2 separate regions of the Homo sapiens genome follow, and region 1 is linked to region 2. Evidence: read pairs that join two places in POLR2A ChIA-PET (ENCODE). Cell type or tissue: PC-9. All regions are shown on one strand.

Region 1 (5,000 bases), 160 kb before region 2:
CACGCACACACACAGGGCAGTACAAACAATTTGCAAAAAGTAGGTATCTTAAGGATTTTTCCTTAATTCATTCTGAAATAATCATTAAATCATATTGGAAATGAATCTCAAAGTTTCTGGTGTGTGGTGGGGGACCCTAATTCCACATACCTGGTCTGTGGGTGTGTAGTCAACCAAGCTGACGCTGTCGATTCTTTCCAGGAAGCTGCAAAGAAAGCCAGCAAGGGTTGAGGCCTGTTCTCTGCCCACTTTCCCCTGGGGTTGGGGAGAAATTAATGGGACATCACCCAAGTACAGCAAGGATGGGGGCAGGCCAAGAAGCTGAAGTGAGTTCTTACTTTGTTTCCTGAATTTGTATCTGTCTAGATAATGCAACATTCTTGACCCAGGGAGGGAGAACTGCATTCTTTTTTTTTCTTTTTTTTAATGTTGCCTTCTCTCCCCTCTCTTCTCCACTGCCACAGCGCTGGGGGTGGGAGCTACTCAGAAACTGGGAGAGAGCATGGAGCCTCCCGTCCAAGGCTAAGCGAGTACAAGAATGTGTTGCAATGTAAACAAAACATGGAAGGTGACAGATGTCCCTTTAGTTTCCTAATCAAATCCAGATGTTGTGTGTGTGTGTGTGTGTGTGTGTGTATGACTGCGTGAATATGTGTAAGAGCGACTGAGTGTGGAGAGCGAGTATGTGGTGTGCAAGAGTAAATGTGTAAAAGTGTAAGGGTGAGTGTGAGAGTATGTGCGGAAAGTGTGCGAGAGCGAGAACGTGAGTGTGCATATTTGAGTGTGTGTGCTGGCAAACCTGGCGACGCCTGTTGGTGTCAGATCTGCCTGGCGCCCACTGTGTCCCACACAAGGCAGGATGGGAGCCAAGGAAGGCTGTGCGCCGCTCTTGGGTGATGACCCTTCCGAGAGGGAGCTGGGAGGCCGCCGAGCTCCCTCTCCTGAGTGACCACGGCCCCTGCACAGGCCTCCCCCGCCCTCTCTGTGCCAGCCTGGCTTTACCAAGGCATCTATCCAGGCTGCACGTTTCCCACTGACTCTTGGTTGATCTGTTGTTATTTATCTTCTCCACTAACATGTTAGGCCCTCAGGGCAGGTCTCTGTCTTGTCCACCTGGGAGTCCCCAGCACCTAGTGCAGGCCTGGCCCCAGTAAATATGGTGGAATGAACCAGTGTCCTCTGTCCCCTTCTCCTTCCGCGGCTGGGACAGGTGACCATTGAGGGCTGAGAGGCTGGGTCCCTCGGGGACCAACAAGCACTGGGAATGGGTTAAATGGCAAGCAGGGGACAATTCTGGAGACAGAGGGGCAGCAGGGACCCTAGAAGGAAGAAGGAGAGCCAGCAGGAGGGAGGGGTCGGGGGGGCCCAGGCTCTCTGTTGGTGCTGGCGTTGACGGGAGGCCCTGGTACTGAGGAGAGAGGATGGACGGCCTGGAGGCTGCGCTGGCTCCCTGCCTGCCATGCCAGTTGGCTGGTTCTGTCCTTTGGTAGGTAGAGGCAGCAGACATGTGCCCATGAGCATTTCATGCAGAGGAGGCGATGTTGCCTCCCAATCTCCCCATCCTCCCACACCAGCTCCTCTGCAGGCGCCTGTGAACCTCAGTGTGGGCAAGAGGGAGACGAAACGGTTCAGAACACAAAACGCCACCCCACAATGAGCCCTTCAGCATGTTGACTAATTGTAGCTGAAGGCACTTGAGAAGCCTCAGCTGCAAGGCTGGCTGGCTGGCTGACCTCCCGCTCTGTCCCAAAAAGCAGGTCATGAAATCTTCCCTAAGAAACGTGCCTGCCCTGTACCAGGAAGAGGAGAATGTTCTTATCACCAGGGGTTCGGAGTCCACCCTGAAACTGATCTGTACAAACCCACCAAAATAACCCTTGTCTTTCATTAGTCACTGCCCCACAATGACTGCCCCTAGAAACTTGAACCTTTCTCCTGTGTCACTTCTCCATAAATTTATCATCTTTTGTTAAAAGGGTATATTAGCTCTCGGTCCTAACAGCTTCTTTGGGTCTTCATTTTTCTTATGAAAGTTCCCGTGTGCATGTAAAAATATTAAATAAAATGTGTATGCTTTCCTCCTGTTAATCCGTCTTTGTTAGTTCACTCAGCTACAGAACCTAATGGGAAAGAGGGAAGTTCTTTTTCCTTCCCTACAGAGGTCAAAAGGGGTCCATTTTAGGAACCACTTGGCCAAAGACAGTAAGACTACATAATTTCCTTGGACATCTTAACTCCTTCCTTTTGGAAAGCTAGAGACAGTCCCTAGTGGCCAAAACTGAGGCATGGCCATGGGATGACATTTTGGCAGCCTTCACCCATGAACTTGGGTTTGGCACCCCCAGGGCAAGTAACCCAGAAGCAGAATACACAAAGGGGCAGGAGTGGATCTGCTGGTGTTTGGGATGGCCTTTCATAGCGATAGGAAACAGTGGGGGCAACTGTGACCTCAACTGTCATGAATGAGTCATTTCCCTGGAAGCCAAGGGAAACAGGCTATGGGAGTGGTGTCTGTGACTGCATTGTCTGGTGTGCAGTCATTAAAGAATGTTAGCCAGGTGCAGTGGTGCACGCCTTTAATCCCAGCACTTTGGGAGGTGGAGGTGGGTGGATCGCCTGAGGTCAGGAGTTTGAGACCAACCTAGCCAACATTGTGAAACCCTGTCTCTACGAAAACTACAAAAATTAGCCAGGTGTGGTGGCACGCATGCCTGTAATCCCAGCTACTTGGGAGGCTGAGGCAGGAGAATCGCTTGAACCCGGGAGGCAGAGGTTGTAGTGAGCCGAGATCACACCACTGCACTCCAGCCTGGGCGATAGAGTGAGACTCCGTCTCAAAAAAAAAAAAAAGAATGTCAACTGCTCCTGGCTCTGCAGAGGTATGGCCCAGGTGACAGGGCTATTGAGAGGCCAAAGGGACCCTGATCAGCCAGTGGTGTCTTTGGAATAGGTGCTGCAAGCTCTGGGAGGTGCTACTGCGCACCAGAAGGTTGGTGAGTTGGCCAAGGGTGTGGAGCTGGCTCCAGAGGGGAAGGAACAAAGGGAAGGGACCCTCTGGGAGCTGGAGAGACTTGGGAGCCTGGAGGCAGGAATTCCCTGCCATTGCCTGAGGCCTGGTTTGGAAAGTACAATGCAGTTTTGGCATGGTGGTTGCTGGCCTGGAATGTGGTGGGGTGAAGAGCGTGGTGGAAGGACACACTGAGTTCCTGACCATCCAGCAACAAAGGAGCAAAAAGACCTTGGAATCCATGAGAAGGTAGGAGAAGTTTCTGCCGGGGTGGGACGGGAGCTCTGAACTGGGGCTGGACAGTCAGATGGGTTTCTGGGTGAGAAGGCTGCTTCCCTCACAGGCTACAACAGTTGTAATCAGAAATGGTCGCAACTTTTGACAGGGTCCAGAGCAAAGGATACAGAAATGAATTCGCTCTGATGAAAAGAGCTGGAAGGAACTGAAAATTAAATATGAAGCCTGTGGCTATAGTTAGAGTTTAGGAAGTAACCTATTTAAAATGGGATGCACATAGGTTGGAGGTAGGTGGTGAATGTATTCAGATGATAATAACTAGTCTAAGTAGAAAGAATGAAGTATGGTTAACCAAAAAATGCCTCTGGAGTGCTAGAGAGATGTGATGAGAGGACGTGTGAGTGCATCTTCCTGTGCACTATGAAAGACCAGTGACTTTGAGATGCTGACAGTGATGAGGCTGGTGGGTCTTCTCCTGTCGCCAACCTCCAAAATGGATATTCAGAGTCCTTCCAGCTCTGATTCTCAGAGATCTAAGTGAGACGTGGGAGGTCTCATTGAACATTTCCAAGAGCTGCTTCTGATTTGTTGCTGATGCTGAATGGTACCGAGTTCATGCATTTCAAGTTTGTGCAATGAAAATAAAATGTGAATATTCACCCCAAAATGTGAATATGCCCCCAATTCTTTGAAAGACTTTCTAAGGAATAAATAATAGAGTGGTAGATTTCTGCCAGCCTTCTGCCTTGATCCTTGTTTCAACTGGCATATTTCCAAGCATGTTGCAGGAGTACTTTTTCAAATTGGGGCTTCTGTGATTACATACATAGAGAGAATTTTAAAGGGGTCTCCCAAATCATACATAGAATTTTGCATATGATTACATTTTAAAGGGTTATAACATTGCCTCCTTAAATATGCCACTGCATGCTGACCAGAAGAATTAAGCAGATCTAAAAATCCCTTGCAGACTATTCACTCCAACTATTAGATGCAGAGGTGCAAAACTATACCAAATTAGCATTGTAAAAAATCACTTGCATTGTAGACACTATAAGGAAGTAGTTAAAAAGAAATTTACTCTGATTTTTTTTTCATTATTTCCTGTGACAGCTGAGGACACTCATGTTTGCAGAAATGTTTTCATTTTCATTTAGATCCCCCTTCTGTTTGATATTAGCAAAAGTAACAATGCACTGTTTATATCCCATCTGTTGTTGGCGTCAAAGAATTCTTATGGCCATGGAATTGATCATGAAGAGGAACAAGGAGAGTCATGAAAAGATGAAAACTATTCTGTTAAATGCCTTTGTAATCAAACTACTGGATCTGAGAAAAAAAGTACCAACTGAATTTCCATGTATTTAAAATTTTTTGTGTGTGAAAACATATAGCAATTGGAAATCTGTCAAGGCAAGTAAAAAACTTTTCCCAATGTTAATGAAATTTGACTCATGATATTTATCTACAAGACATAAAAATATAGATGGATCCCAGATACTCAGGAGGCTGAGGCAGCAGGATCACTGGAGCCCAGGAGTTCGTACTGGTGGAGAAAAACATTACTCACGTGGTGACAAAGTACCAGGCAGTTGTAATGCACAGCCAGAGTTAAGATTCCCTGCTCCTTAAAAGGGGTTCCCAGACTCGCAGCATATCGGCGTCACTGGCAGACCCACTGCGTCAGCATGTGCAGCTGAACCATGTCCCAGGTGATCAGTGATTCATGGTGACTCGTCATCCAAGAGCGTGTTCC
Region 2 (5,000 bases):
GTACACTTAAAAACTTTTTAATAGGGTAGATCTCGTGTGAAGTGTTCTTACCATGATAAAATAAGGAAATCAACTCAAAGATGCAGGAGGAAACTTTCAGAGGTGATGGATATGCTCTCAGGTGTATACACATGTCAAAACTAACCAAACTGCACACTTTAAATATGTGCTGTTTTCTGTATGCATTTCAACTATATCTCAAAAAAAGCTGTTAAATTAAAAAAAAATTGATAATGGACTTAACTTTCACCTCCATTAATAATTTCACAGGAACGAGTAAAATGTTCTGGGTATGAGCAAGCTTTGATAAGGAGAAACTAAAAGAAAATACTGATATTAAGGAAGAAAGGAGACAAAAATGTAAGAGACGGAGTCCAAAGACCCCAGAGTAGGCTGCGTGGCTGGGTCTGGAAACTGGGGAGGGAGCCCAGAAGTGGGCCAGATAGCTGAGCTCCTCTCCCTCTGTACCTGTGGGTTAGCAGGAGTTGAGGCACATATTACAGATGGGGGTACTTATCATTACTGCTCACTGATCACCCTAGGCCCATTCCTCACTATTCCCACTTTCAGCCGGAAGACCCTGGGCCATTAGTTGTGCCTTGGACTGCTCAGGGCATAGTGAAGCCACAGCAAAGGGTTCAGTGGAAGGCCTGCTCTGGAGGCCAGGGTGACTGTGTGGCTGTTTCTGGCATTCCAATCTCTAATTCCAAATACACTGTGTGATCCAGGCTGTGTCCTAGGGTATAATCCATATGTGGGATCCACGATGTGTTCCGTGGTATGACCCACGGGTCTAGGGTGTGACCCACTGTGTGATCAGGGAGTGCAGAAGGCTGTGACTCACTGTGGGACCCATGATGTTCAGGCTCCACGGAAGAACACCAATGCTGCTTCCTTTGTATTGTGGGTTGAATAACAGGATTTTGAGATTACTCTAGAAATCCATCCTCTGTGTTCCTAAACGAACATTCTGTATACATAATTAAAATTAATTTATCCTATTTGAAGTTAGGATAACCTGTAGGAATTTAGGTGAAGGGAAAGGCTGAGGCTGAACACCACCAGCAGAACTAAGATGCTTTTCTTCTGAGGCCACAGACTAGGGTGCAGCCTGCCTCCATCTGTCCCCAGTCAGCAAGGGTTGACATGGCCACAGAGCTTCCTGCACTTCACTGTGTGTGTGTGTGTGTGTGTGTGTGTGTGTGTGTGTGTGCCCATCAACACTGGGCCTCCTATCCCCTGTTCCAAGCTCATTATTGTACCCAAGCCCAAGGGTGGAGAGCATTACTTCTGAGAAAATGTCATTAGAGCAAAAAACGGAAATGGATCTGAAAGTTAAGTATCGTCCTCCATGAGGCACAGCGAAGTCCACTGGATCAACCACAGCTCGGCATGCTTTTTAGTTCCACGCAGCGCTTATCAAATAGCTGATGTTCAGAAGGCTGTTACATTAAAAAGCAATTCTAAAACAAAGTACCAGTTAAAACAATTTCAGAGATAAAGAGTCACATAACTGTTTCTTAATTGGCACTACTTTATCCGTATTTTATTGGTTCTTTTCAGCACATTGAATTTCTTTGTACAATGAAAACCTATAACAAATAACACGTTTCTATATTTTCTTAAAAAAGAGGGACACTTCCTTATAGGTCACATATATCAATTAGAGCATATTCTAAATGGATTTTCAACTAAACAGACTTAAAGCAGATGCAGGAGTTTCGATAAAACTATGCACAACGTGCGGAGCGTTCTGTTTTTCATTTGCTCTGCGTGGCATCTGCTGCTTTCCAATGAGCCTCTCAAAACGAGGGGTTTCTCAAACTTGTCGATTTTAAGAACAGAAATATACTCTACAAATATGGTTTTTTTGTTTGTTTGTTTTGTTTTTGAGACGGAGTCTTGCTCTGTCGCCCAGGCTGGAGTGCAGTGGCGCAATCTCTGCTCACTGCAACCTCTGGCTCCCAGGTTCAAGTCATTCTCCTGCCTCAGCTTCCCGACTAGCTGGGATTACAGGCTCGTGCCACCATGCCCATCTAATTTTTGTAATTTTAGCAGAGATGGGGTTTTGCCATGCTGACCAGGCTGGTCTGGAACTCCTGACCTCATGTGATCTACCCGCCTCAGCCTCCCAAAGTGTTGGGATTGCAGGAGTGAGCCATCGCACCGGGCTATTTTTTTTTTTTTTTAAGTGGGAAGGTTCTTGGAAGCTGCTGCCCTCCTCCTCAGTCCTGCCTCCCTTCTCACTGGGGCAAGAGCTGCTCCCACTGTCTTCTGTACCTGCATGGATGTATTTTATGCTGTGCTGCAATGGCTGGTTGATACCTTTGTCTCCCGCACAGGGTCATAAGCTCCTGAGCACACAGAACAGCTCCTGAGACAGCTCCAGTTTGTAGACTGAAGCCTGACAGAACCTGGGACGTGGTAGACGTGCTACTGAATGTCAGTAATTGCTACTGAATAAACAAATAGTAGCCTGTAACACAGCACTGACGTCCTTCTCAATAGACAAGCTGCTCTACAAATCAAACAGCTGATTGATCTGTGGCTCAGTCTAACTCTCTGGGGTATGCTGGCTTGGGCCTTGTTCTGCGCTTCCTCACCAGGACAGCTGTGGGCTTGTGGTTCATTTACACCACCCTCTGAGGGTGACAGGGAAGAAGGAGGCCGGCTCTGGGATCAGCACTCGCCTCTTGCTCGGTCCTGATTCCTCCCTGGTGCCACTCTTGCGTTCTGAGTCTTGCTCTGCTAGCGAGCTTTGTATCTACAGATTCCTGTGTCTGGCCTAATTCCAGGGGCTGATATTTTCCCAGAAAAGAAAATACAGCTGGGGTCGAGGCAAATGTGTGCTCCATGATTCTGGGGCTGACCTGTGTTTCTCCTGTGGCCTCCTGGCTAGCAGACTCCAAATCACGCCCTCTAGATGCTCCCGAAGTACCTGTAAAACACAAATGCTGCTCTGCAGCCAAGTCAAAGGTTCCCTTTTGTGGCTTTTTATCCACCTTCCTTTCAGTGATTCTCTAATGAGTGGATTTCTTGGGTAAAAAAAGGATAAACGTTTCATTTTTTTTTTCTTTATGCCGATTTACAGACAATCTCCACCTTCCCATCATGGTGCAATCTACAAAATGCAGCTCCTAATATTGACTTGTGGAGCACTTTGATGGCTGGAGATAAAAGGAGCAGTCTCCTTCCCGTTTGATAACACTGCACACTGTTGCTCAAACTTTCTTCATCTTCTTGAAGCATCAGTTCTATTAGGTAAACACTCCAGGTTGCTGCTACATTCTGGGAGCTGTGGGTGCTTCTGGGTTCTTTCAGCAGCTCCTTGATGAACAGGAAACCAGCTGCCAGGTGCAAACTTGGAGCAGATTTCACAGCTGCTTCTGCTCATAGTTTGCACCCAGGATCAATAACAGCATTATGCTTTTTTTTTTTTTTTTTTTTGAGATTCTTGCTCTGTCACCCAGGCTGGAGTGGAACGACGCACTCTTGGCTCATTGCAACTTCCTGCCTCAGCCTCCCGAGTAGCTGGGATTATAGGTACCCGCCACAACGTCTGGCTAATTTTTGTATTTTTAGTAGAGATGGGGTTTCACCATGTTGGCCAGGCTGGTCTCGAACTCATGACCTCAAGCAATCCACCCGCCTCGGCCTCTCAAAGTGTTAGGATTACAGGTGTGAGCCACCGCGCCTGGCCAGCATTATGCATTTGTGTACAAACATTGACATTAAACAATCAAGTTCCTACCTCCCCTGTACCTCCCCACTCATAAAATATCCTAAGGAAGGGGGATGCCCATCATGTTACTGAGAGGTTCCACGTGAATCCCTGGAATCATGTTCTTGACCCACACTGTTGCCATTTATCTCCGAGCACGTGCAGGCTCGGACTGGTATTTTTCTCTTAGGTTCTTGTCCTTTCTCTTCAACAACACAGTGAACTTTTCCAGGGCTGAGGCTGTGCTCTCTGCCTTGTGGAATCTCCACATCACCCAGAGAAGCACCTGGCACAGAGCGGGCTCCTGAGAGATGCAAATGTTTGCAGTTGGTGAGTAATATAAGGGATTCAATGAATAAAATGGCCTTTTCCCTTGTGACTCAAAGAATGGGTATCATTGCGCCTTATTTTTCTGTTTATGTCAAAATATTGTCTTCTTATGCTTTTTCTGGGAGAAGTTCACTTATTCAGAAAGAAAATTCACTTTTCAACTACAGAAGAACACACCAAGTGAGCATTAATCCAAAGCACAGTGATGCAACCTACATCTTCTCCAAGGCTCTTCTGCTAGGATTAGAGAAAGCAGATGCCACAGTGTGTTTGCTGTCTTCCTCGATCCTCCATCAGTCGGCAGGTTGACCTGCCTCTCACTAAATAACATTTTCCCAGATCGGCAAATGAAATAACAGCAGGAAGGGTTGAAGAGAGCTGTCTAACCCTTGAAGATTTTGATGGGTGGCTTCCCTAACTCGTGCCTTCAGTGGCATTTGGTGTAACACCTAATAACAGCTGGGCAACAATCCTGTGATTCCTCCTGATGAGGCAGAGCTAGGGCAGCCTTACAGGATGGGACACATGGCCTGGCCAAGCCAAGCCAAACGGCCTGCAGGAGCAGTGTGTGTGTGCCCCTCCCGTCAGGTGCTAACACTTCAATGCATGTCTAGAGGGCTTTATTTGCTGAGAATAATTTAACCCCAGAACTGCAGTTGGAAAAGTCTTTAAATGATGCTTTTTTATTCATAAACCACAGCTTTCAATAATGGGCCGCTATCTTTCCTGCTGCGGTTAACTGACCTGGGCTTTTTAAGAGTAGGGCCATCAGCTTATGGCCCCTAAACGGGCTCATTAGAAGAACCCTCGACCCTTCTGCTATGGCCACTGTGGTGTCTGTCCTCTTCTTCTCCACCAGCTCCTCCTCTTGGGATCCTAATTCAAGGACAAAATCTTTCACTGACTTCTTTTCTTAGTAAGTGACTAAAACAAGAAGCCTATTATTTAG

Evidence for each region. ChIA-PET counts read pairs that join two places held together with the same protein. Peaks named below come from ENCODE experiments on the same cell type or tissue, not always from the same donor. Only the 100,000 strongest peaks of a DNase experiment are listed, where the experiment ranks them.
Region 1: POLR2A ChIA-PET joins it to region 2 with 5 read pairs; 3 of 35 experiments call an interaction of 5 or more read pairs at or near these places.

The regions. Positions count from the first base shown.
Region 1 is chr18:11,857,600-11,862,599 of GRCh38, reverse strand. It overlaps GNAL (G protein subunit alpha L), which reads right to left. Exons shown (of 12, transcript NM_182978.4): 6 at 151-205. LOC124904251 (a long non-coding RNA gene) reads left to right here and starts at 2,089. Exons shown (of 2, transcript XR_007066297.1): 1 at 2,089-3,256; 2 at 4,474-5,000. RefSeq lists enhancers at 349-1,255, 4,973-5,000, 4,538-5,000. In PC-9, CTCF peaks have their summits at 2,041 and 2,240; DNase peaks (open chromatin) are centred at 2,479, 3,119 and 4,949; H3K4me3 peaks cover 1,904 bases; H3K27ac peaks cover 3,312 bases.
Region 2 is chr18:11,700,009-11,705,008 of GRCh38, reverse strand. The region is part of intron 1 of GNAL (G protein subunit alpha L); the gene reads right to left. Among named protein-coding and RNA genes, the nearest start is that of GNAL, 13 kb to the right of the region's middle. In PC-9, no CTCF peak of the experiment used is centred here; no DNase peak of the experiment used is centred here; H3K27me3 peaks cover 5,000 bases.